Linked DNA regions of Homo sapiens: region 2 is linked to region 1. Evidence: read pairs that join two places in POLR2A ChIA-PET (ENCODE). Cell type or tissue: GM12878. All regions are shown on one strand. Links, peaks and the distances in the headings refer to the core of each region. The heading gives the core; the rest is flanking DNA.

Region 1 (12,719 bases), core at 2,580-10,579:
AGGCATGGTGGCGCATGCCTGTAGTACTAGCTACTGGGGTGGCTAAGGCATGAGAATTGAAAGTATAAGTCGGGAACATTTTGCTGTGCCAGAAAGCAAGGAAGTGCTCACAGAATGAAGTGGATATCTTAAAAGTATAGAGCAGTCATCCTGAAGGGGTTTCCATTGGCCAAATCTGGGACAAGGGAGCATAAAATAATAATAGTATTAGACTATAACTCATTGGGAAAAAAACAGAAATTCATGAGTACATTCTGAGTACATTATTCATGAGTACATTATTCATGTACAAATTCATGAGTATATTATTAACATTCTGATGTTAATAAATGAATAAATTAAAAGTGTGGTGACAGATGGGATATTTATATAGTTTCAAAGTGCTTCTCTCCAAAAATACTTATTAATTACAAGGTTGAAAGAAAAGAGCACCTATATAATGGAAAAGCCTGTTCGATATCACTGTAACTGAGCAAAGTTACATGTGGTCATCATCAGTAATGGGACAAACAAAAATTATGTGCCTTCTGATAGTGAGTAGAACACAGCATCACTTCTGTGATATTCCTGCCAAATATGCAAAACACAAATCAAACCATAAAGAAACAACCAAACTCGAATTTGCAGGGATAGTTTACAAAGCAGCTGGCTTATAATCCTCAAAAGTTTCAAGGTCATGAAAGACTGAAGAACTGTTCCAGACTGAAGGAGAGGAAAGAGACATGACAACGAAAAGCAATGTGTGATCCTGAACCGAAATATCTTGTGGTAAAGAACATCACAGAAGCAACTGGAGAAACTTGAATGGGGTCTGAGGATTGAATGGTAGTAATGTTGATTTCCTGGTTTTGATGATTTTATTGTGAAGGCAGGGCACATACTCTAAAGCATAGGACAGGGATAGAGCACCGTGTCAGCAACTTACTTTAAAAACTTGCAGAAAAAAAGTTTTTTTGTGCTGTATTGCAACTTTTCTGTAAGTTCGATAGTGTTTTTTAAAAACGCTAACTATGAAACTTTCAACTGCATGCTGAAAAGATTCTTAACGGAGGGAAAAAAAAAAAGAAAGAACGAAAACTAGCTCAAAGCTTTCACATGAGCAACCTTCATGTGGGAACATCTTTTAGTCACTACACAGAAAGATGGCTTTTGATTTGGTGAACTAAAGGCAAAAGGTCTTGGTCCCCTGAATATTTTAAACCCTCTGACATTTAAATAGCTCTCAATATTTTTAAAGTGTCCTTTGTGTACTGTAAATAGCACCAGAAGTAACTGAGTGTAGTTTCGAAGAGAAAAATGAGATTCTGACTACCTTAGCATTCATAACAGGAAAATCGCTTGAACACGGGGGGCAGAGGTTACAGTGAGCCGAGATGGCACCACTGCACTCCAGCCTGGGCGACAGAGTGAGACTCCGTCTTTTAAAAAAAAAAAAAAAAAGAGATAGGAAAACCATCTGTGATCAGGTCACATGAATGTTCTTATTAGCTACTAAATTAAAACACAACAACAAGATAGATTGAAGTGTATTTCCCCCCTAAACTTCAAGGTATTTATAAGAACATGAAGCCCATTCAAAGACAGGAGTGGACAGATGGTGAAGGAACTCCCAAATGAAGACCAGAAACTTGTTAAATATTTCTAAATGCAGCAAAAACATCTTAGTTTTTAATTAATCATTTTGTAACTTCTTTACACTTCAGTCCCCCCTAACAAATCCACAAAAAGTTTCCATTTGATGGGGTCTACTGTGGTCTTTTTAATGTGTAGGCAGTCAACATAGCTTTGAAATATTTTCCAAAAGAATGCTCTACAAAGTTAAGTAGGAAGAGTCCCTATATTGCTTTTGATAGAAATATAGTTTCCTGTACTGATGTTTATACATATCTGGGGCAAATGATGGAAGAATCTTGGAGTGGGTTAATTTTGTTGAAATATAAATCTCATCAATTGTCTACATTTCTCCTGTTATTTGAACAGGGAAAGCATGCTCCTGCCTCAAGGCCTTTGCATTTACCCTTCCCCCTGACTATAATGCTTTCCTCTTAGAAGCCACTTGGCTCAATTTCTCTTTTCATTCAAGTATCTGCTTAAAAGTCACCTATTCAAACAAGGTTTACCTAATTACCCTACATAAAATGTCATCTTCCATTGTCATTTTCTTTCCTCTTACCTGCTTTATTTTTCTTTATAAAATTTTTTCATTATCACCATCATTCATTTTTTTGGGGGGGACAGAGTCTTGTTTTTTTATTTTTTATTTTTTTGCTCTTGTTGCCCAGGCTGGAGTGCAATGGTGCGATCTCGGTTCACGGCAACCTCCGCCTGCCCAGTTCAAGCGATTCTCCTGCCTTAGCCTCCCAAGTAGCTGGGATTACAGGCATGCGACACCATGCTCAACTAATTTTGTATTTTTAGTAGAGATGGGGTTTCTCCATGTTGGTCAGGCTGGTCTCGAACTCCTGACCTCAGGTAATCCGCCTGCCTCAGGCTCCCAGATCACCATCACTCATTTTTTTAAATCTGTCTTTTCCCACAAGAATGTAAGCTCCATGAGAACAGTGATGTTGTCTGTTTTGTATTGCTGTATCTTCAGCCCCTACACTAGTGTCTGCTCATGATGGACACTGAATAAATACTTGTTGAATGAACAAGTGAAGTTTTATATCTCTATTGTTGATCCCTATGAACGCACTAGATGGTTTTGCAAACTATGGCTCACTGCCTGTTATTGTACTGCCTGTGAACTAAGAATGGTTTTTACATCTTTAAATGGTTTTTAAAAATCAGAAGAATACACTTGAACATTTTACAAAATTCAAATTGCAGTGTTCATCAATAAAGTTTTATTGGAGGCCAGGCACGGTGGCTCATGCCTGTAATCCCAGCACTTCGGAAGGCTGAGGCAGGTGGATCACTTAGTCAGGAGGTCGAGACCAGCCTGGTCAACATGGCAAAACCCCGTCTTTATAAAAAAATACAAAAAAAAATTAGCCAGGCTTGGTAGCAGGTGCCTATAATCCAGCTACTCAGGAGGGGGAGGCAGGAGAATCACTTGAACCTGGGAGGCAGAGGTTTCAATGAGCTGAGATTGCCCCGTTGCACTCCAGCCTGGGCAACAGGCCAAGGCTCTGTCTCCAAAAAAGAAAAAAAAAAAAAAAGGTTTTATTGGAACACAGCTAAACCCATTCATTTGTATATTGTCTATGGCTGCTTTTGTACTCCATCAGCCAACTAAGTAGTTGTGACAGAGACCATATGACCTGCAAAGCCTAAAACATTCACTATCTGGTCCTTTACAGAAAAAGCTTATGGAGCCCTGTTCTAGGTCTATTACTAATACTTCTATGTTTACTTTCAAAACCCTGCAATTGGAATTTCAAGAGAAAGTTGCGGTTTTCACTGACGCAGTAATCAAAGAAATAAAACATTTAGACAGCACCTTTCATACAAAGCACTTTACAAATGTCACTGATTGAAAAATTAATGCGACTTTTCAGAGGGTAAAAATATCGACCACAGGATATCCAAATATCCAGATAAAATATTTTTAAATGAACATACATGTATGTATACAAATATATACTTAGCATCATGTTTTCATCAGGATTTTTGGGTATCATTAGATAAAACCATTTTCTTATTTCATTTAAAAGCCAGAGTTGTAATCTAGCAGAAAACTCTAGTTAATACCTATTTCATTTGTCTTTTTGCTCTTTCCACAACTAAATAACCAATCTCCTGATATGTTTTAAGGTTTAATTAAAACATAAGTGTTTTCCATTAACACCTTATCTCTTAAATAACACATCTTCTAAAGGACACAACTAGTCTACTACTGAGATACTGACATATATATTAGACTGTAAAAGTTAAAGCTTATTTCTTTTGCAGTGTTCCACAGCACTCTCCCATTCATAGCTACTCATAGCCATTCTAGCAATCTCAAATTGTTTTCTACCAGTATAGAAAACAAGACTTCATCACATGCTTACTAAGAGATGATAATTTCAAATTCGTTTTTGGCTTTTTAGATTCTCTTTTCATTGACGATGACACTATATAAATTTTCTCACCGGTTAGTTTTTTTAAGATACCAAGGTTTTTTTTTTTTTTTTTTTCAGAGTTTCTAACATTTCATGTGCTGTAAAACGAAAGGGGGCAGATTATAAATAAAATTTAAACTTGGAAATGGCAGGAGTCTAGTTAATTGAGATTTCATGGAAGTTCACATATGAATGCTTTACCTATTAGTTCAAGTATAAATTAGCTATGAAGAAAATCAAATATTTACATTAGCAACAAAAATGTACAATCATGTTTTTAATTCTAATGGTTATAAACTTGCCTTTATTTCTAATACTGTACTATTAAATAATTACCATTGAATTAAGAATATTAGCTAACAAAATTTTCCTCTTAATTTCAGAGATCATATTTCTACTCCATGGTCTGTTTTCCCAGTAGGAAGTATAAGCACTAAAGGAAAGCAAAATGTCAAATCTCAGAAAGAATCCTGTATTGAGTTTGCCAGCTGTCAGGCACCAGAGGTGCCTGGCAGCTGCCAGAAAGCTATCTCTGAATGTTGATATTCCATTCCTTCTTTATAATAGTAAATGGAGTCCTTTATACCCATACCTCTTTTTTAAAAAGAAAAAGTTTATCTTATCTAAAATGTTCACTTTTACTTTATAATTAAAAGTTTTAGAAATTGAGGCACTGATTATAAGAATGTTTTCAGAATTGCAACATTAACACCTGGGACTGTAAATGTGGCAGAGAAGCGTTCGCTGTCATTTCTGCAAAATCCTTTACCAGTTCTCCGTATCACCATCATATATAATCATTCCTCAAATTCCATCAGTACAAGAACAGTTCTGTAGGATGAAAAATGATCCCTATAACCGATGAAATTAGCATATTAGAATCGAAATTATTATCATAACTAGCTTACCTCTCCTTCCTCTGCCATCTGATGTTTGAATGTCCTCTAATATCCCCCTACTTGGGTTATACAGCCTCTGCTTGAACACTTCGAATAATACAGAAGTTATTCCTTTCCATTTCAGAAAAACTCTAGTAGTTAAAAGCATTCTTTCTTAAATGTAGCTGAACTCAAATTTACTGAAATGTCTATTTCAGGTCCTAGTTCAGCTTTCTGGGAACATACAGGATAAGTTATAGCTCAGATGTTACCACCCAGTTTCCTGACCATGGTGAGAGCTGTCTTCTGAACCCGTTTTTGTTTGCCTGTGGCTCTCCAAAAACGTGGCATCAAGCACTCAGCCTAATAGTGCAATGAGATTTCTTTTTTTCTCATAACAATTCTGGAAGATAAATAGGGGCAATGGCATTTATTATTTTCCCCATTTTACAGACAAAATCCAAGATACAAATAATGACAAAAAACATAAAGGCCAGTAATCGCCCAAGGGCACAAAGTCAGTGACACATTAAGAAGAGAAGCAGGATTTGTCTCTTGAGTTTTACTGTTGCTTCAGAGAATTTAAATCGTGTTTTAAATGCCTTCCTATACAGATTACAGATTTTAGAAGGCCAGAACTAGAAGAAATTTTAGATCCAATTAATTTCAAACACCCTAACTGACTGTGCATTATTGCTGATTGAGGGGAAAGGAAGATAACAAAAACAAAGACATGCATTAAAGTGAGAGTAATCCCTCCAATCATGAAATACTTCCTTCCCTATTTCCTTGGGCTAAGGTAAATGTTAAGAAACATCAAGACTGCTTGCTTAAAAACACCAGATCAAATACAACCAAGTTACTGTTCCAGTTCTTCCTACCCTCCCCCTTTAAAAAAAAATAAAGCATTCCATTTTTTCTCCTAGATTAAGTGTTTAATGAGGAAACTGTAGACCGTGGGGCACAGGTGAACTGCTGACAACTGTTGTTAAAACAACAAAGTCAGTGTCTAGTGTTATTTTCCTTCAAAGGTCAGTTACCCTTAAGTTGTAGACAAAAACATACATTCCAATTTTACCTTGTATATCACATGCTACCAAATGAACATGCAGAGAGAAAAGGAAAAATGGGCATTTCATGTCATTGCTACTTTAAAAAGATGTTTCTGGTAAAATGATTGAATCTAACATATTGAAATGAAGACTTGTTTTATAACTGTAAAATGCCTAGTTTTATAACTGTAAAATAGCTGGAGCCAAAAATAGAATCATTAATTTGAAGTGGGTAACAGAGCTAAATATGAAAGTTGAAACAATCAAACTTCTAGAGGAAAACAGAATATTCTCATGACCCTGGAGTAGGTAAAGATTTATTTTTCTTTTTTTCTTAGAGACAGGGTCTCACTCTGTTGCACAGGCTGGAATGCAGTGACATGACGTAGCTCACTGCAGCCCGGAACTCCTGGGCTTAAGCAATCTGCCCACCTCAGCTTCCTGAGTAGCTGAGACTACAGGTGTGCATCACTACACTCAGCTAATTTTTAAAAAAATGTTTGGAGAGATGGGGTCTCATTATGTTGCCCAGGCTGGTTTTAAACTCTTGGCCTTGAATGATCCTCCCGCTTTACCCTCCCAAAGTGGTAGGATTACAGGTGGGAGCCAACGTGCCTGGCAAAGAATTCTTTAGCAAGATATAAGCAGCACTTAGTCACAAAAAAGAAGCTGATAAATTAATCTTCATTAAAATTAAGAATTCTATTCATCAAATAGATTAAGAAAAATAAACAAGTTACAGACTGGGATAAAGTATTTGTATTACACATCTGACAAAGTACACATTACTGGCTGGGTGCAGTGGCTCAAGCCTGTAATCCCAGCACTTTGGGAGGCCAAGGCAGACAAACCACCTGAGGTCAGGAGTTTGAGACCAGCCTGGCCAACATGCTAAAACCCTGTCTCTACTAAAACAATACAAAAATTAGCCAGGTGTGATAGCACCTGGAAAAAAAAAAAAAAAGCCCACAAAATCAGTATGAAAAAAGACAACCCAATTAAAAAAAAAAAATCCAGCCAGGCGTGGTGGCTCATGCCTGTAATCCCAGCACTTTGGGAGGCCAAGGCAGGCGGATCACCTGAGGTCAGGAGTTTGAGACCAGCCTGGCCAACATGGTGAAACTCCACCTCTACTAAAAACACAAAAATTAGCCAGGTGGGGCGGTAGTCACCTGTAATCCCAGCTACTCAGGAGGCTGAGGCAGGAGAATCGCTGGGAGGTGGAGGTTGCAGTAAGCCGAGATTGCACCACTGAACTTCAACCTGGGCAACAGAGCGAGACTCCGTCTCAGGAAAAAAAACAAAACAAACAAACAAAAAAACGTGAATGACCAGAAAACCTTAGACGCTTCAGGAAAGAGGATCCAAAATGGCCGATAAACATAAGAAAAGACACTCAATGTAATTACTCATCAGGAAAATGCAAATTAAATTAAAACCACAATGAAATACCACTCACTACACACCCAAAAGAATGGTAAAAATTAAAAAGACTGATAATAGCAAGTGTTAACAAAAAGATGTGGAACAAGTATAACTCTCAGACATTGCTAGTGGGAGGGTAAACTGATCCAACCACTTTGGAAACTCTTTGGCAATATGTATCAAACCTAAACATACACCTATATTAGAACCCAGAAATGGTATTCCTGGGGGTGTGTGTGTGTGTGTGTATATATATAATATATAGTATATTATATATGTATATATACTATATGCATATATACTATATAGCATATTATATATGTATATATACTATATGTATATATACTATATAGCATATTATATATGTATATATACTATATGTATATATACTATATAGCATATTATGTATGTATATATACTATATAACATATTATGTATGTATATATAATATATAGTATATACAATATATAGCATATTATGTATGTATATATAATATATAGTATATACAATATATAGCATATTATACATGTACATATAATATATAGCATATTATACATGTACATATAATATATAGCATATTATATATGTATATATAATATATAGCATATTGTATGTATATATAATATATAGCATATTGTATGTATATATAATATATAGTATAAATATATAGCATATTATACATGTACATATAATATATAGCATATTATACATGTACATATAATATATAGCATATTATACATATTATACATGTACATATTATAGCATATTATACATGTACATATAGTATATAGCATATTATACATGTACATATAATATATAGCCTATTATATATGTATATATAATATATAGCATAAATAACATATAGTATATATACTATATATGTATATGTATATATACACATATTATATATACATTATATATAATACATTATATATATACATATATAATAGGCTATATAGTATATATACTATATATTATATATAATATATAGTATATATACATATCTAATATGCTATATAGTATATATACATATATAATATGCTATATAGTATATATAATATATAATATGCTCTATAGTATATATACATATATAATATACTCTATAGTATATATTATATACGTATATTATATATACATATATTATATATACGTGTATATATTATATACACGTATATTATATACGTGTATATATTATATATGTGTATATTATATACATGTATATATTATATACACGTATGTTATATACACGTATATATTATATATACTATGTGTATATATATATATAGAGAGAGAGGGAGGGTCTTGCTCTGCAACTCAGGCTGGAGTGCAGTAGTGTGATCATGGCTCATTGCAGACTTGACCTCCCAGTATTGGGACTACAGGAGCACATGACTAGGCCTGGCTGATTTTTGTACTTTTTCTTGTAGAGATGGGGTTTCACCATGTTGCTCAGGGTGGTCTTGAACTCCTGGGCTCAAGTGATCTGCCCGCCTCGGTCTCCCAAAGTGCTGGAATTACAGGCGTGAGCCAGCGTGCCTGGCCACCTAGGTATATATTCAAGAGACATGAATACATATAGGCCCACCAAAAGACATGCAAAAGAATGTCTGTAATACAGCCAAACACTGGAAACAATCAATTGTCCATCAACATCAGAAGGTATAAATTGTGGTATATCCATACTATTCGATCATAAAACAGAGTGAACTACTAATAAATATAACAACTTGGATGGATCTCAAAAATCTATTGAGGAAAAGAAGCTAGACCCCAGAAAAGCATATATTGTAAAATTAATTTATATGAAATTCAACAACAGGGAAACTATCTATGAGGATACAAGTCTGAATAGTGATTAATTTGGGGCAAAGGGGGAAATTAACAATAAATGGACAGAAGGAAACCTTCTAAGGTGATGCAAGTGTTCCATATATTGATCTGGAAGGTTGTATAAAGGTGAAAAATAATCAAGCTATATACAAAAGATATGTGCACTTTAATTATATGTTATTCCTTAATTTAAAGAAAATCCATTGAATACTCACACATCTCCAAATATCTAAATCCTAAACCTAAGAAATGCAATTATAACAGTATCTTCTTGCTTTTGAAAAAAACTTTGAATCTCAAGAGTTTCTCATGATTTTGCTACAGAATTTTTATAAGTTGCATCTACACCAACCACTCACTGAATGGGCTCCATATATAGCTTAAAACTCACGTGGTACAGAAATTTATTTACATGTCATGCATAAACTAAATATGAAGATATTTTCAGTGATCACTAATTTCCCAAACTTCCCTGCAAATTGGGATTTCAAAATGTTTCAATATTGGCATTTTTCTCTCAATAAACTTACACTACAGATAGTGTAAATGTCACTCATCTTTGAAAAACAAAACAAACACAAAACCTCTCTTAATCCACATTTCCCTCCAGCAACATCCCACTGATTTCTCTTCTTCACCCTCATAGCTAAACTTCTGGAAAAACTGGTCTGTAATCAACGTTTCTACTTCTTCTACTCCCATTCCCACTCTACCCACTTCGATTTGGTTTCCATCCCCACCACTCCACAGAAACCACTTTTGTCAAGGTCACTAGCAAGTGTTATGTTGCCAAAACCAACCACACTCTTTGTCCTTATCTTGCTTGATTTCTCAGCCACATTCAACATAGCTGACCACCCACTCCTTCATGAAATACTCCCCTTTCTTGAATTCCGTTACACCACACTCTGCTGGTTTTCTTCCTGTCTCACTGACTGCTCTTTCTCTTTTGCTGGCTTCTCCTCTACCTGACCAAATGAGGTATGTCTCCAGGCACTATCCTGAGAGCCCTTCTCTCAATATATTCTCTGTTTAGGTGATCCCATTCATTCCCTTGGCTTTAAATATCACTGGCTGGGCGCAGTGGCTCACACCCATAGTCTCCAGCACTTTGGGAGGCCGGGGCGGACAGATCAAGAGGTCAGGAGTTCGAGACCAGCCTGACCAACAAGGTGAAACCCTGTTCTCTACGAAAAATACAAAAACTAGCCAGGCATGGTGGTGCGTGCCTATAATCTCAGCTACTCAGGAGGCTGAGGGAGGAGAATCGCTTGAACCCCAGAGGCAGAGGTTGCAGTGAGCCAAGATCACACCACTGCACTCCAGCCTGGGTGACAGAGTGAGACTACATCTCAAAAAAAACAAAATATCATCCATGTGCTGAAGAAAACAGCCAAAGCCACATTCCTATCACTAGCCAGACCTCTTCTTTAGAGGAGAGGTCCCTGACCCTGCCTCCTTCCATTACTCTCCAAATTAGCATTCTTTTTATTTCCTTCATAGCACTTAGCATAAATTTAATTATTTCAATTGTTATTACTTGTTCTTTGGTCTGTCTTCCTTACCTTACCAAATTCCATAAGGGCCAAAGCTTTGTCTGCCTTTTTTACCACTGTATTGCCAGTATTTTGCATATGTGACACAAAAAAGGTATTCAATAAATAGTTTTAGAACGAAGAATGAAGATTTCTGACTTTTGAATTATATTGTATAATAAATGTATTACAAGATTCATCAAAATTAAACTTTATAAAACTGTCGTTCTTCAACTATCTTTTAAAATCTTTTAAACAATAAAAAACATACGTTAAGTACATATGTGAAGATGACCCACCACTGATGCAATGTATGCTATCAGAGTGATGATAGGTTTTGCTGATACTGTTTAAACTGTAGGCAATGCTTGTCAAAATTTTTTTTATTTTAAAAAAATAACAGGCCAGGAGCGGTGGTTCACACCTGTAATTCCAGCACTTTGGGAGGCCAAGGCAGGTGGATCACCTGAGGTCAGGAGTTCAAGACTAGCCTGACCATCATGGAGAAACTCTGTCTCTACTAAAAATACAAAATTAGCCAGGCGTGGTGGCACATGCCTGTAACCCCAGCTACTCGGGAGGCTGAGGTAGGAGAATCGCTTGGACCTGAGAGGTGAAGGTTGTAGTGAGCCAAGATCGCACCATTCCACTCCAGCCTGGCAACAAGAGCGAAACTCCGTCTAAAAAAAAAAAAAAGGAAGAACACGGTGGCTCACGCCTGTAATCCCAGCACTTTGGGAGGCCGAGGAAGGTGGATCACGAGGTCTGGAGTTGGAGACCAGCCTGACCAATATGGTGAAACCTGTCTCTACTAAAAATACAAAATTAGCTGGGCGTGGTGGCACATGCCTGTAATCCCAGCTACTCAGGAGGCTGAGGCAGGAGAATCACTTGAACCTGGGAGGCGGAGGTTGCAGTGAGCCGAGATCACGCCACTGCATTCCGGCCTGGGTGACAGAGCAAGACTCCGTCTCAAACAAAAAAACAAAGTCCCAATTGTAATATAAAGGTGAAATAAATGACAGTAAATAATATTCTATATTTCAAAATGTAAATGCACCAGCACAATTATTCCAGAAGACAGAATAAGGTAGATAGACGTATTTGTAGAATCACCATGAATGCAACAGCTAAATGCAGAAGGATGCATGCTGCATCAATTTAAAAAAAAAAACAAGCAAGGAAATAAAATTTAAAAAACAAGGAAATAAAGCCATGGATCAAATGAAAAACAGTAATAATAATGGTAAAAGTGGCTAAGCTCTAAACTAAACAAAAAAAATCATCCTCTCTCAATGTAGGTGGTAATTCCAATCCTAGATAAATTTGAGTGTACTAAAACCATGCAAAAATGCTTCATGTTTGAACATAAAATGGAGTTACAGTCTAGAAGTCATTAGACAGCAAAAAATGTCACTACGTTTCAGAAAAGGAAGGTATTCCTCTTAGAATGAGGGATGGCTTCCTAAAGGAGATGGCATTTAGGATAGACCATAATGGATGAGTGAGGATTTCAGTTGGCATGATTGTGGTGCTATTAACAGTGTTGGGAAGTCAGGAGAAGTTGGTTTGGATTGGAGAGAAAATTAGTTCATTTTTGGACTTGTTGAGTTGGAAGAACAGCATTAGAAAAATGGGGAGTGAGGGAAAGCAATGCCTGAACAGGGAACACTAAGCAGCAGTCCAGAGTCACATTACAGGACAGAAGATACCACTGGAAAGGTACTGAAGCTGTGTTGTGGAGTATCTTAAATGTCCAACCAAAAAATATTTAAAATGGTGTCTGAGTAGGAGAATAACTTTATGTTTTAGGAAGATCATTCTGGCAGCAATCCTCAAAACAGATTAAAAGAGGCAAGTCTAGATACAGGGTTACTAGTAGGAAAAACATGTAACGGTCTAAATCAGTCATTTTCAAAATGTGTTTTATGGAATCCAGGGTTGCAGAGGGCT
Region 2 (12,719 bases), core at 2,369-10,368, 58 kb before region 1:
GCTTTGATACAGAGCCTGGCACATAGAGAACTCAACAAATGCTATCTGGATAAAAGAAATGATTAGCAAGGCCAGAAGTCCTGTTGCCCAATACCTGCATTTTTTTGCAGGCTGGTCTTCACTCCAAGGCCTTTTTATCCATCTGCTTGCTTCTAGAAAGTCCTGCTTCCCCTTGCAGGCAGGTTTGTCCACAGGCTTGGCTCTCACACTACGCTGCACTTCAACTTACAATAAGCACTTGAAGAATGAGTGCTGCAGGCACAACAGCAATGGAGCATCATCTCTTTACAAGTGACGGATGAGGCATAAGATGTACTATACTGCTCAGGCTCAGAATAGAACCCCATGTCCACAATGGACTCCCAATTCTAAGAAGGAAACAGAAATGGAAACCACACATGGAAGGGTGCAAAATAGTTAAAGGATTGGCTTATGTTGGGTTAAATATTCTGTAAATTTTGGCCTCAGGAAAAATTATAGGAACTATTTGAAATATAAAAGAGTAATGTGTGAACTGAGATGCAGTAACTTGATTAAGCTGTGAATTTACACATTTATAACCTGAAACCACCATTACAACATATTTGTTTGAAAAAAAAATCAAAACTTGCTGACTTAGTTAACCCTTTATCTTTTTTTGCTGAGACTTAAAGTATGGTGCACGCATCCACCAAACCACCCTATGAAATGCAAATTAACTCAACCTCTGTATTTCAGCATTTCCTGAATCACCTAATATCACTGAGAATAGCTAAAATATTACTTTTGATACTTTTCCTTATTTGAAATTCCTAAAAAAGGTTGTGAGAATGGGAAGTAAGGTGGTGACCTTACTTCAAAATCAATAATTTTGAACTTACTGTTTATAGAGTGTAGTTTTCTGATTTTTCCCCCTCCTTCCAGGAGAATCAGGACACACATATATGTATATACATGTGTGTCTATTAGTATGTGTGTTACTATATTTCTTTTGCAAACCAGATAATATATAACCTTTAAGAAATATAGCTAATCAAGCCAAAAAGTGGAAAAGGTGTAAAAGACTCAAATGTCCATTAGCTGATGAATGGATAAATGGAAAGTGCCATATCCAAACAATGGAATATTATTCAGCCACAAAAAGGAATGAAGTCCTGATAAATGCTTCAGCATACATAAATGCCTCAGAAACATTATGCTAAGTAAAAGGAGCCGACACAAAAGGCCACATATTGTATGATTCCATTTATGTGAAATGTCCAGAACAGGCAAATCCATAGAGACAGAAAGTAGATTGGTGGCTGCCAGGAGCTAGAGGAAGGGGGAATAGGGAGTGACTGCTAATGAGCACAGCACTGCTTTTGCGGATGGTGATAATGTTCTGAAATAAGATAGTGGTGATGGTTGTACAACTTTGTGAATATACTAAAATTATTGAAATGTGCACTTTAAAAAGGTAAATTTTATAGCATGTGAGTTATATCTCAAGTTTTTGAAAATTAAAAAATATGACTAATCACAAAAACAACTAAAGTTCTGGTGAATTTTAAGTAGGTCACTGAATTTTGGGCGAGTCTCAGTCTTGTCACCTCTAAAATGAAGAAGTAGGGTCAGATGCTCTCTTTCATTCTAGCTTTAAATATTAGTGATTCTACTTGGAATATGATAGATTTCATAGCTTGGGAATCTCTTACAGTGAGAGCTTTGCCTATTGTCTGAAATACAGAACTGCAAGTAGAGATGCCTACATTCCGTCCTTGAGCGAGTACTGCCTGACTGCCATGAAGCATGCCACTTAAGATGTCAAAATCTTTCCTAGCAAGCAGACTCAGATAAAAGCAAAACAAAGAGAAGATGTCAAAACCCAAATATTAGGTTTTTCTTTTTATTTTATTATTATTGTTTTAGAGATGGTGTCTTGCTTTGTTGCCCAGGTTGGGCTTGAGCTCCTGGGCTCAAGCAATCCTCTTGCCTCAGCCTCCTCAGCAGCTAGGACTACAGGTGTGTACCACTGTGTATGACCTGTTTGTTTTTTATAAGGGGGTAAACATTTCTTTTTATTTGGATAAGCTTTATCCAAATAAGTTGGATTTCCTTTATCAAATTAGAAATCCAACTCCTTGATAAAACCAAAGATGCCATTAGGATAAAAAGCAGAAGCACTGCAAGCCATCAGAATTCAGTTGGCCAGCTCCTAACATCATGCAATAGGTTTTATCTAAAATAAAAGTTTCCTCTCACTCAAAATGAGGGCAGTTTAGGTAGTCATTTCTACTCCATTTTTCCTGAGTTTCACATTATTTCTGTCATCTTTTTGTAACTTTTCTGTTTTAGCCTATTCAAACTACTCAACTGCAACAATTGCTGTCAAACACTAAATCCCATGAGGGTTTGTACCTATTCTAAATAAGCAATTGGTTCAAGTTACCAAATAAAAATGTCAGACAACCCAAGCTGCAGAACCAGGCTGACAGCCAACTCAATGGGACAAAGGACAGCTGAAGAGATGTGACACAAAAAAGTTTCAGGCTGTTCCAACAAAGAATTAAAAGGAAATAAAACCACAATTGAGATATAGAAGAACATCTAGTGTTTCAACCAATTGCCAGTAGGCATCTAATTCAAATCACTGAATAAAACAAGGAATCCCCAAAGCCAAATAGAAGCATCACAATAAATCATATGAGTAGACAAGGATATAAATTGGGCCCTGTGCAAAGAAAATCCTTGTAGTTTTAATTGCCTCTTCCCTAGCCACTCCCCAACCTCCTCTACCCTCAATTTTTGCCATTTTTTGTAAACGACAACTCCACTCTTCATCAATCTGTTAGGAAATCTTGTTGACTCTACCTTTAAATATACAGAGAATTAGAATACTTCTCACCACCTCTACCACTAACAAGACATAATTTTCTCTTGCTTGAATTATTGCAATGGCCTCCTAACTGGACCCCCAATTTCCAACCTTGCCCCAAATACAATCTCTTCTCAAAAGCAAGTAGAGTGATTCTTTCAAATGAGAAGACCAATGATGTCACCTCTTTGTACAAAACCCTCTAAAGATTTTTAATTTCACTCAGAGTAAAAGCCAAAGCCTTTACAATGGCCTGCAAGGCCTGAGAAGATCTGGTTTCCCATTTCCTCTCTGGCTTCAGGTCCCATTACTCACTGTGTTCCAGACACACAGAACTACGTACACTTCTTCAAATTTGTGCCCCAGGGCCTTTGCTCTTGCTGTTCCCTAGTTATCTGCAGGGCTTACTCACCCTGTTAAGAAGTCTGTTAAAATGTTACCTCGTTGAAGCCTTCCCTGATTCTCACCCTCACTCCTCAGCAACTGCTTCATTTTTCTCAATAGCACTTACCACCCGCTAACCTTCCAACTTACAGTTTGCTCATTTACTTTCTTTATAATCTGTCTGCCCCCAGTAAAATATAAACTCCACGAGTCTTTTTACTTACTATTGTATCTCACCACCTAGGACAGCAGATGCTCACTAAACGTGTGTTGCGTGAACTCACCAGTGTCCCCTGGGTCAGTGCTCTGAAGAAATGTACGGCAGCGCTCCTTGTGCTCCTCAAGGGAACTTCTCTGCTTGTAACTCCTTCCACAAAACTCACATTTGTAGGGTTTCTCCACTAGAAGGAGAACATAAGGGGCACTCAGTGACCCTCAGGGGTTCCACACAGGTCAGGTATTGGGGCTCTGTGACAACTGTTCACTAGAAATGAGACTGCTGAGTGAAGCCAGAGTATTTGGATACTTTTGAATCTATATTTTAAATTTGGTAAGCTTAAATAAGGTTATGGTCTATGATTAATTATTACGTCAGAGTATTCTTCAAAAGGATCGCCTCCTATCACAAATGGAAGAATTTGGATTTAGTGATTACCATTTCGCATACTGTTTTGGCTCCAGGTCAAATTTTGTTTTCTTTGGGAAAAAGAAAATAGGGCCCTTTTATTCTTCAAGGAGGTTAATGTGGTATAAGCAATGAAATAGGAAAGGATTCTTTATTTTGGACATCCATCTGGCTGTAAGTAAAGATTGCTGTAGTTTGTGGGAGTTAGCCATTCGGCTAGAAACTGATGGCCTTTTCAGAACATTGACATATTTGGGTAAATTTAGCTCATCCTTGCCACGTGGCTATAGCAAAGTCTAGGCTAAAACAATAAAAACTGAGCTAATTAACTACGGATTTTTTTGTTTTTTTGTTTTTGAGACAGGGTCTCACTCTATCACCCAGGCTTGGGTGCAGTGGTGAAATCACAGCTCGCTACAGCCCCAATTTCATAGGCTCAGGTGAAGTCTGGGCCTCCCAAAGGCCACCTTGGCCTCCCAAAGTGAGAGGCTTACAGGTGTGAGCCATTGCACCCGGCCAGGATATTTTTGAATAATAGAAATAAAAATAGGCCGGGCGCAGTGGCTGACACCTGTAATCCCAGCACTTTGGGAGGCCGAAGTGGGAGGATCACCTGAGGTCAGGAGTTCGAGACCAGCCTGCCTAACATGGCAAAACCCCATCTCTACTAAAAATACAAAAATTAGCCAGGCACAGTGGCTCACGCCTGTAATCTCAGCACTTTCGGAGGCCGAGGCAGGCGGATCACGAGGTGAGGAGTTCGAGACCAGCCTGGCCAATGTGGTGAAACCCCATCTCTACTAAAAATACAAAAATTAGCCAGGCGTGATGGCGTGACCCTTTAGTCCCAGCTACTCAGGAGGCTGAGGCAGAAGAATCGCTTGAACCTGGGAGGTGGAGGTTGCAGTGGGCTGAGATTGCACCACTGCATCCCAGCCTGGGCGGCAGAGTGAGACTCCATCTCAAACAAACAAACAAAATTAGCCGGGCGTCGTGGTAGGCATCTATAATCCCAGCTACTAGGGAGGCTGAGGCAGGAGAATCGCTTGAACCTGGGAGGTAGAGGTTGCAGTGAGCTGAGATGGCGCCGCTGTACTCCAGCCTGGGTGACAGAGTGAGACACCATCTCAAACAAACAAACAAACAAACAAAATTAGCTGGGCGTTGTGGTAGGCATCTATAATCCCAGCTACTAGGGAGGCTGAGGCAGGAGAATCGCTTGAACCTGGGAGGCGGAGGTTGCAGTGAGCCAAGATCACGCCACTGCAACAGCCTAGGCAACAGAGCAAGACTCCGTCTCAAAAAAAAAAAAAAAAAGAGAGAAATAAAAATGAATTGTAAAAATGACTTCGTCTAAATGTCTAAGATGAAGGAAAGGTTTCACCCATACAATTCATGCAAACTTTATTCTGCCAACTCCCCAAATGCTTTATTGCTTGAAATATGTAAGTAATAACTTCAACTATCTGTGCAAGGCTGGTCTTTCTGATTGTTGATAGAATATACTCAATGAATTTGTCAGTTTTAGGGGCTAAAATTTTTATTTTCTAACTCTTGCTCTGTTTAAAACAGAGGCTTTGGGATTTAAAGCACTAAAAGATCCTTATGGAATCCTAAATTAAAACAAATGCAGGTTTGCTAGGGCTAAAAATGTTACGTTTCTGCATAAATTGGGTTCTCTGGAATCTGTCTTTAAAAAGCCTACTATTGTTTCTTACTTGAAAAAGGCAACAGTAGAGAACTATTCTAATTTTTTTCGAACCAAACTCATCCTTAATTCACTACTTTGAAAAATGAGCTGTAAAAGAGAGAAACCCTTCAATTGCCAATTATGATCTCTCATGGTGGGTTTTGTTGGGGCTGACTTGTTTAATCCTAGTGGCTGAATTATAACAAGTTTTGAGTTTGGGGCTAGGTTTTAATCAAAGCAGTAGATGTGAACTGACATAAAAACAAGCCTTTTTTTCCAATTAAAATTTTGCCAGATAACATCAAGAACATGAGGTCCCAAATTTGAAAATAAACTCAGTCTTATTTTTCTAGGACGGAAATTCTAAATCTTGAAAAAAAAGTATTATCTTGGTCAAAATAAGGAGTAAAAACATCACGACAGCACATAACTTTTACAAATCTTTACCGTTGTTCAATCTTTTAGAGATTTAAAATAAGTAGGCTGGCTGGGCATGGTGGCTCCTGCCTGTAATCCCAGCACTTTGGGAGGTCAAAGTGGGAGGAATGCCTGAGCTCAGAAGTTTGAGACCAGCCTGAGCAACATAGTGAGACCTCATGTTTATTTAAAAAAAAAAAAAAAAGTGGGCCAATCAAGAGGAAAGTTGGATTTAATAAATTTATCCCAAATGGCCAAAAAGTAGCCCCCAAACAATGATTTATATCCAGATCACAGTTTTTCATAATTTACAAACTGTACATCATTTGCTTGTCTCGTCTTTTGAATGGAAAGAGTGTGTGTGTTGGGAAAATAATCTTCTAATAAAGTTTACCAGAAGAAAATACTGATGGCTATAATTTTCTCACAAAAATTAAAAGGACATTTTTTATAGGGTGGGCTCTTCCTATCTGACTGTGTTGTTCTCCATGGGTGCAAGGATGGTGAGGAGATGATCATCTCCACTGAGGCAGACGGAGAGCAATTAGTGCCTTAATGGTCGTGTAATTAGCCCTAGAGGTCTCTGCTGTTGTAACCCTTCAGAACAAGAATGACAGATTGAAACCTTCCTACTTAACTCTTTCTAGTTTCCACACTGGGCTCTGAGGAATGCACTTCCTAGACAAGGAATGCTCATTTCTCTCACTTACCAGAATGTGTCCTAAGATGCCCCGTGAGCGCATCTCTTCTTTGGCATGCATAGTTGCAGAGGTGACACTTAAAAGGTTTTTCCCCTGTGTGCAGTTTAATGTGGCGGAGGAGGTTACCTTTCTGAGTAAAAGATGCCCCACACTGATTACACTGGAATGGGCGTTCACCTTTAAAAAGGACAAAAAAGGAGATTTCTGGTCACAGGCAAGTGGAGAAACATATGCACAGATTAGATGCCTAGGGGAAAAGCTCATCTTTTAGACAATTACTGTTCACATTGGGATCAGTTGGGAGCTGCATTTCAAGGCAAGCCTAAGACTTACTTATGAAATCTCCTCTGTAGAAGAGAAAAAGCACCCACTAGCAAGGCTATTTTAGGTATCATATTGAATCAGAGCAAAGAAACAAGAGCAGCTCTAGAAGTGCTTTCTAGATCTAAGTTTTTATATTACTATATTACTTGGTACTCCCTTTTTTTTTTTTTTTTTTTTTTAGACAGGGTCTTCTTGCTCTGTTGCTCAGGCTGGAGTGCAATGGTCCCATCATGGCTCACTGAAACCTTGACCTCCTGGGTTCAAGTGAGCCTGTCACCTCAGCCTTCAGAATAGCTGGGACTACCAGTGTTTGCCATTATGCCTGGCTAATTTTTTAGTATTCCTTTTGAATATAATCTCCTTTGAAAAAAGAGCCAGAAACTAAAGTCCTTACAAGGTGTTGAGGGCTAGAAATTCTCCTTTTTAAAGTCTTCATATGAGATATGGGATGGAATCGACTGGCTCAAGTGCGATGGTTGTGTTTGTATGCATTTCTATAGACTACCTGTTTATTGTCTGAAGATACATTATTTTAAGCTGGAAATAAAAACTATGTCCTTTCATTTACCAAATTTGAACCCAATACAATAAGAAGATCTGCTCTTATTAAAAATGTTATGCAAAAATATACAAAAGATGGCTAAGAAGCAAATCACACAATTCAACTCCTACTTAGAAACTGAAGAAAAAGTATTTGGCTGACCTAGAACACTGTGCTCTCTACAGTCTTTTTTTATTCATAGCATTTGCAATATGTTTGCCAAATGCATGGTGAGGCAGGAATAAAAAGCACTGAGTGAACAGCAATGCAGAGAGAGAGATACATCAGCATTATAGCAAAAATCAATGAAAGTAACCAAAAGTTCCAAATTCCACCACTTCATTTCTCACGTGGCTGCATTAGGAGAGTTTTCAGAAGAATGAAAAAAGCAGACTATTTACCAGTATGGCTTCGCTTATGAACCATTAAGACATTGAAGCTGATGCAGGATAATCCACACACATCGCAGTTCATCTTTCCACTGGTTGGCCTGCTACTATCGAATGAGACAACATGTCTCTCCAACTTAATGTTTTCATATTCATTATATTCTCTTGAATAGCTGTAAGGGATTTCAGGCTCTTCTGCATTTCCCATGGGTTCTGACTTTAAAACATTCTCATCTCTTTCACTGTATTCATCTTTCACTTTCATTGAATCATCTGCAGGGAAGAAAATGCAAGAAATGAACAACGACTATACTTGAAGCTATCAAAGCAGCTCAAACAGCAGAGACCCACAACTGACAATTAAATACCAATCGAAGCTAACAAAACACTGTACATCTACAAAACAAGAAAGCACCATTAGCGTGACCGCACGTTATTTAAATTCAGAACCACAGTCAGAGGAAAACACACATACTTACACACATAAAAATAGACGATAGTGTTTTAGGCTATCCAGAAAATTACAGATAATAGATTTTAGCTAAGTTTGCTCAAAGTGGCCATGAAACAAACATTGAGCAACTCTTCTCCAGTACTAGGGGAGAGGAAGGGTTCTCAGATCTAGTACTGTTTTTGGTGGCTGCAGTTAAAAAGGCAAGGTGATGTACTCTTAGGTTTCAAGGAGAAAATATTGTTTGAATCCTTCAGATGCATCCAGTGTAAGCCATTAAGATTAAGAGTTGACTAGTTAACATAGTTTTTCTAATTTTAAGCCATGCATTGCCTCTTCCCCTTCCACGTATATGAATTGCTAAAACACATCTTATCTCTGTCTCTCTTGGAGCTGATAAAGGCACAACATTGACTGTAGAGGAAGTTGTCAGTACTAATGAAAAAGTGTTGAGAAAGACAAAAGGAAAAGTAATTCTTTCATATAACCTAAGGAGTCACTTTCATCGACACAGGTAAGTGGGGCTCAATCTAAATAAGGGGAAGGACCATTAGGTCCCAAGTTAGGGAGAACTAAACTCAAGGACTCAAGGATTGTGTAATAGGACTGGATAGGAGAGGAGGGACTGGCTCAAGTGAGTTGGCTGACCAAGTACTATCTTAAGAACTGCAATGTAAATGAATGAAATTTAAAAGAAGAGCTGTAATACTCTTCATGAAGAGCATAAGAACATATGAAGAACGTGGGAAAAATATGAAGAACATAAGAAACAAAGAAGGCAAATTTATGTACTTGCACTGACACTAGTAAAACCTAAAAATTTGCCTGATGTAAGAATAATAAACATTTGTAAGGGATTTTGCATATATAAAATATGCTATATAAATGCTTACTTTTTCAACCATTGGTCCTTAGAAATCAAAAGTTGTACCTCCCCATGAGGAATCACAAATCAATGGAGTGTAGGGCTGGAAGGGAATTTAAAGGTCATCTAATCCAACCCTCTTGTTTCTCAGATGAGGAAATCTGGGAGCAGAGATGTTTTTGGTCATTTGTCGAAGGTTACACATCCAGTTACTGGCAGAGGTGTGATTAGAATGCAAAACTTAAGCTTGAACTATCAATTACTTGGATTTGACCTCATGCACTAGACATATAAGGCCTAAGTGGGTTCTTACCAACTGTATTACACACCCTCCCATCAATGGTGTAAATGTTAAAACCCAAAACAGTCTGAAAAAAGATATTTTAAAAAACTACATCCCTTCCAAAAAACATCAGTAAGTGTTGCTCCTCTTGCTGCATAGGAGGAAGTACAACTGCAGCTGTGCCTGGCTTGCTACCTTCAACCCAAGTTTCAATTTTCACTTCTATCAAGGTTACCTTTCATCTATATTAACTGTGTTTGCTTAATAGAGCAAGACAGGGCCTAACCACCATCAGAGGAGCCAGGGCTGCCACACAGTTCCACTGCTTCCTACCACAGTTCATGGTTCACAACTTTTCACTCTTTGACTAGCAAAGATGTAGGGCTGTAGGATAAGTCCAACATGTTTCAAATTTGCCCACCCTATGGATCTGGATTATATAAGAAATGATATCTGTTTCCTACTTGGAAAGAGGTTTACTTCTTTCTCTGGATAGGTCTTCCCTGCTTTCAAGTGGAATTTGTTTGCTTAAGTGTTTATTTTTTATTTTTTTAAGAGAAGGATGCACCTGAGGCTTGTACTTGCCTCCCTTCCTCCATCACTCCAGCTGTGGGTAATATCCCACCAAAGCTTGAGTGCTCTTCAGTTTGCATGTAGGCGTTTAAAAGAACCTCAACGGAAAATTTCAGCTACTTAAAACCAAAAACAGCAGATAGAAAAGGCCAGCAGAAAAGGATCCTTTCCATTTTGGTTAGAAAATGTGAACATGACCAGACTCAGGCCACTCCATGGTCACTGAACTTTAAAATGTAGTAAGATCAATGTGTTGAGTCTTTCTGAAAACAGAGGACATAAGAGAGCTGCTCCTTTCCCTCAGGATTTTGGCTTTAGTTGGCCTGACCTGGAATTCAATACGACACCATCCTGGCTCAAGAGCAGATCTTAGCTTTAGTCCTTTAGGAGTCAGCTATAGAGCAAGGAAGACAGTATTTGAGACCCAGGGACATAAGGACACAGGGACAGGGCATTAGAGAAGTCCTTTGGGCTTACATAGTTGCTGGTTTGCCTTTGGAGTCTTACCAGTTTTAGATGAATGACCTGGATGACCTCTCTGCATGGTTACTGGGGATTAGCAACTTATTTTTATTTTATTCTATTTTATTTTTTGAGACATAGTCTTGCTCTGTTGCCCAGCCTGGAGTGTAGTGGCACGATCAGCTCACTGCCACCTCTGCTTCCCAGGTTCAAGTGATTCTCCTGCCTCAGCCTCCCGAGTAGCTGGGATTACAGGCATGCACCACAATGCCTGGCTGATTTTTGTGTTTTTAGTAAAGACGGGGTTTCGCCATGTTGGCCAGGCTGGTCTCGAACTCCTGACCTCAAGTGATCCACCCTCCTTGGCCTCCCAAAGTGCTGGGATTACAGGCCTGAGCCACCGTGTCCAACCAGATTCTAATTTATTCTAATATTCAACTCTGTTACCTTCTCAAGGTAAGCCATAATAAATTGCTGGCTGGGCATAGTGGCTCATGCCTGTAATCTCAGCACTTTGGGAGGCCAAGGCAGGTGGATCACTTGAGGTCAGGAGTTTGAGACCAGCCTGGTCAACATAGCAAAACCCCGTCTCCACTAAAAATATAGAAAATTAGCTGGGCATGGTGGCTCCCAGCTACTGGGGAGGCTGAGGCAGGATAATCGCTTCAACCTGGGAGGTGGAGGTTGCAGTGACCCGAGATCGTACCACTGCACTCCAGCCTGGGCGACAGAGCGAGACGCCATCTCAAAAAAGATAAAATAAAATAAAATAAATTAGAATTTAAGGTATGAATGAGATTCCTGAGAGATATTAGGCTTAGTACTCAGCCTCCAAACACAGTCCACCAAAACCAGGAAAGGCATTAGCCTGCTCTAATGAAGAGATTCATCCCATTCCCTGGAAGACTTATTGAAGCAGAGAAAAGGGGTGTTCTACTTAGAAAAATTCTATTAGAAAATACTAATGAACATGTCTAAAATCAAACTTGTCATCTTTGAACCCAAACTTGCTTCTAATTTATGACTTATTTATGTTGACAAATGGCATCACCCTTCTTCCAGTCTCCAAGCCATCAAACTGTGGAACCTTTTCTCTTTCAATTTCTACATCAAGTCAGTCTCCAAGATCTATCAACTCTATGTCTTCAGGCTCTCTAGGTGCCAACTCCTCTTTTCCTTTCCTTTTGCAATTTGGTTTCACCTTTCATCACATCATACCTAAATTCATCCTCTCTCAACATTCCTTTCTTTTTTTTTTTTTTTTGAGTCAGAGTCTCACTCTGTTGCCCAGGCTGGAGAGCAGTGGTGTGATCTCGGCTCACTGCAACCTCTGCCTCCCTGGTTCAAGCGATTCTCCTGCCTCAGCCTCCTGAGTAGCTGGGATTACAGGTGCCCACCACCACACCTGGCTATTTTTTTAATTTTTTTTTTTTAGTAGAGACGGGGTTTCACCATCTTGGCCAGGCTGGTCTTGAACTCCTGACCTCGTGATCCACCCACCTCGGCCTCCCAAACTGCTGGGATTACAGGAGTGAGCCACTGCGCTCGGCCTCAACATTCCTTTCTAGACAGATTTAAGACACAGGTGGTCCAGGAGCGGTGGCTCACACCTGTAATTCCAGCACTTTGGGAGGCCGAGGCGGGTGGATCATGAGGTCAGGAGATCGAGACCATCCTGACTAACATGGTGAAACCCCATCTCTACTAAAAATACAAAAAAATTAGCCAGGCGTGGTGGTGTGCGCCTATAGTCCCAGCTACTCAAGAGGCTGAGGCAGGAGAATCGCTTGAACCTGGGAAGTGGAGGTTGCAGTGAGCTGAGATCCCACCACTGCACTCCAGCTTGGGTGACAAAGTGAGACTCCGTCTCAAGAAAAAAAAAAAAAGACATAGGTAAGCTATGCTTACTGCCTCTACAGCCTCAAAAAGGACTCAGAATTCTCTGTAATATGGCTTCCGCCTCCACAATTCACTTAATCTGCTCCCTTGAATATCACCAACCATAATCTCCTGATTCCTAGATTCAGAGCCTTTTTGTATGCCACTCTCTCCAACTTCTTTGTAATCCTCAACACTACTGACCACTCACCATTCCTTGTTCTTCTGCACTCCTATGTCTTTTCTTTCTTTCTTTTTTTTTTTTTTTGAGACAGAGTCTCACTCTGTTGCCCAGGCTAGAGT

What was found. ChIA-PET counts read pairs that join two places held together with the same protein. Peaks named below come from ENCODE experiments on the same cell type or tissue, not always from the same donor. Only the 100,000 strongest peaks of a DNase experiment are listed, where the experiment ranks them.
Region 2: POLR2A ChIA-PET joins it to region 1 with 14 read pairs; 6 of 35 experiments call an interaction of 5 or more read pairs at or near these places.

The regions. Positions count from the first base shown.
Region 1 is chr17:39,842,386-39,855,104 of GRCh38, forward strand. All of the region lies in intron 1 of IKZF3 (IKAROS family zinc finger 3), which reads right to left. Among named protein-coding and RNA genes, the nearest start is that of IKZF3, 16 kb to the right of the region's middle. In GM12878, for the core only: no CTCF peak of the experiment used is centred there; no DNase peak of the experiment used is centred there; H3K4me3 peaks cover 1,470 bases; H3K27ac peaks cover 2,369 bases.
Region 2 is chr17:39,784,757-39,797,475 of GRCh38, forward strand. IKZF3 (IKAROS family zinc finger 3) reads right to left here. Exons shown (of 8, transcript NM_012481.5): 4 at 7,917-8,177; 5 at 6,660-6,827; 6 at 3,502-3,618. Among named protein-coding and RNA genes, the nearest start is that of GRB7, 53 kb to the left of the region's middle. RefSeq lists a silencer at 1-100 and enhancers at 6,888-6,997, 8,095-8,224. In GM12878, for the core only: no CTCF peak of the experiment used is centred there; DNase peaks (open chromatin) are centred at 8,255 and 9,825; H3K4me3 peaks cover 3,074 bases; H3K27ac peaks cover 4,292 bases.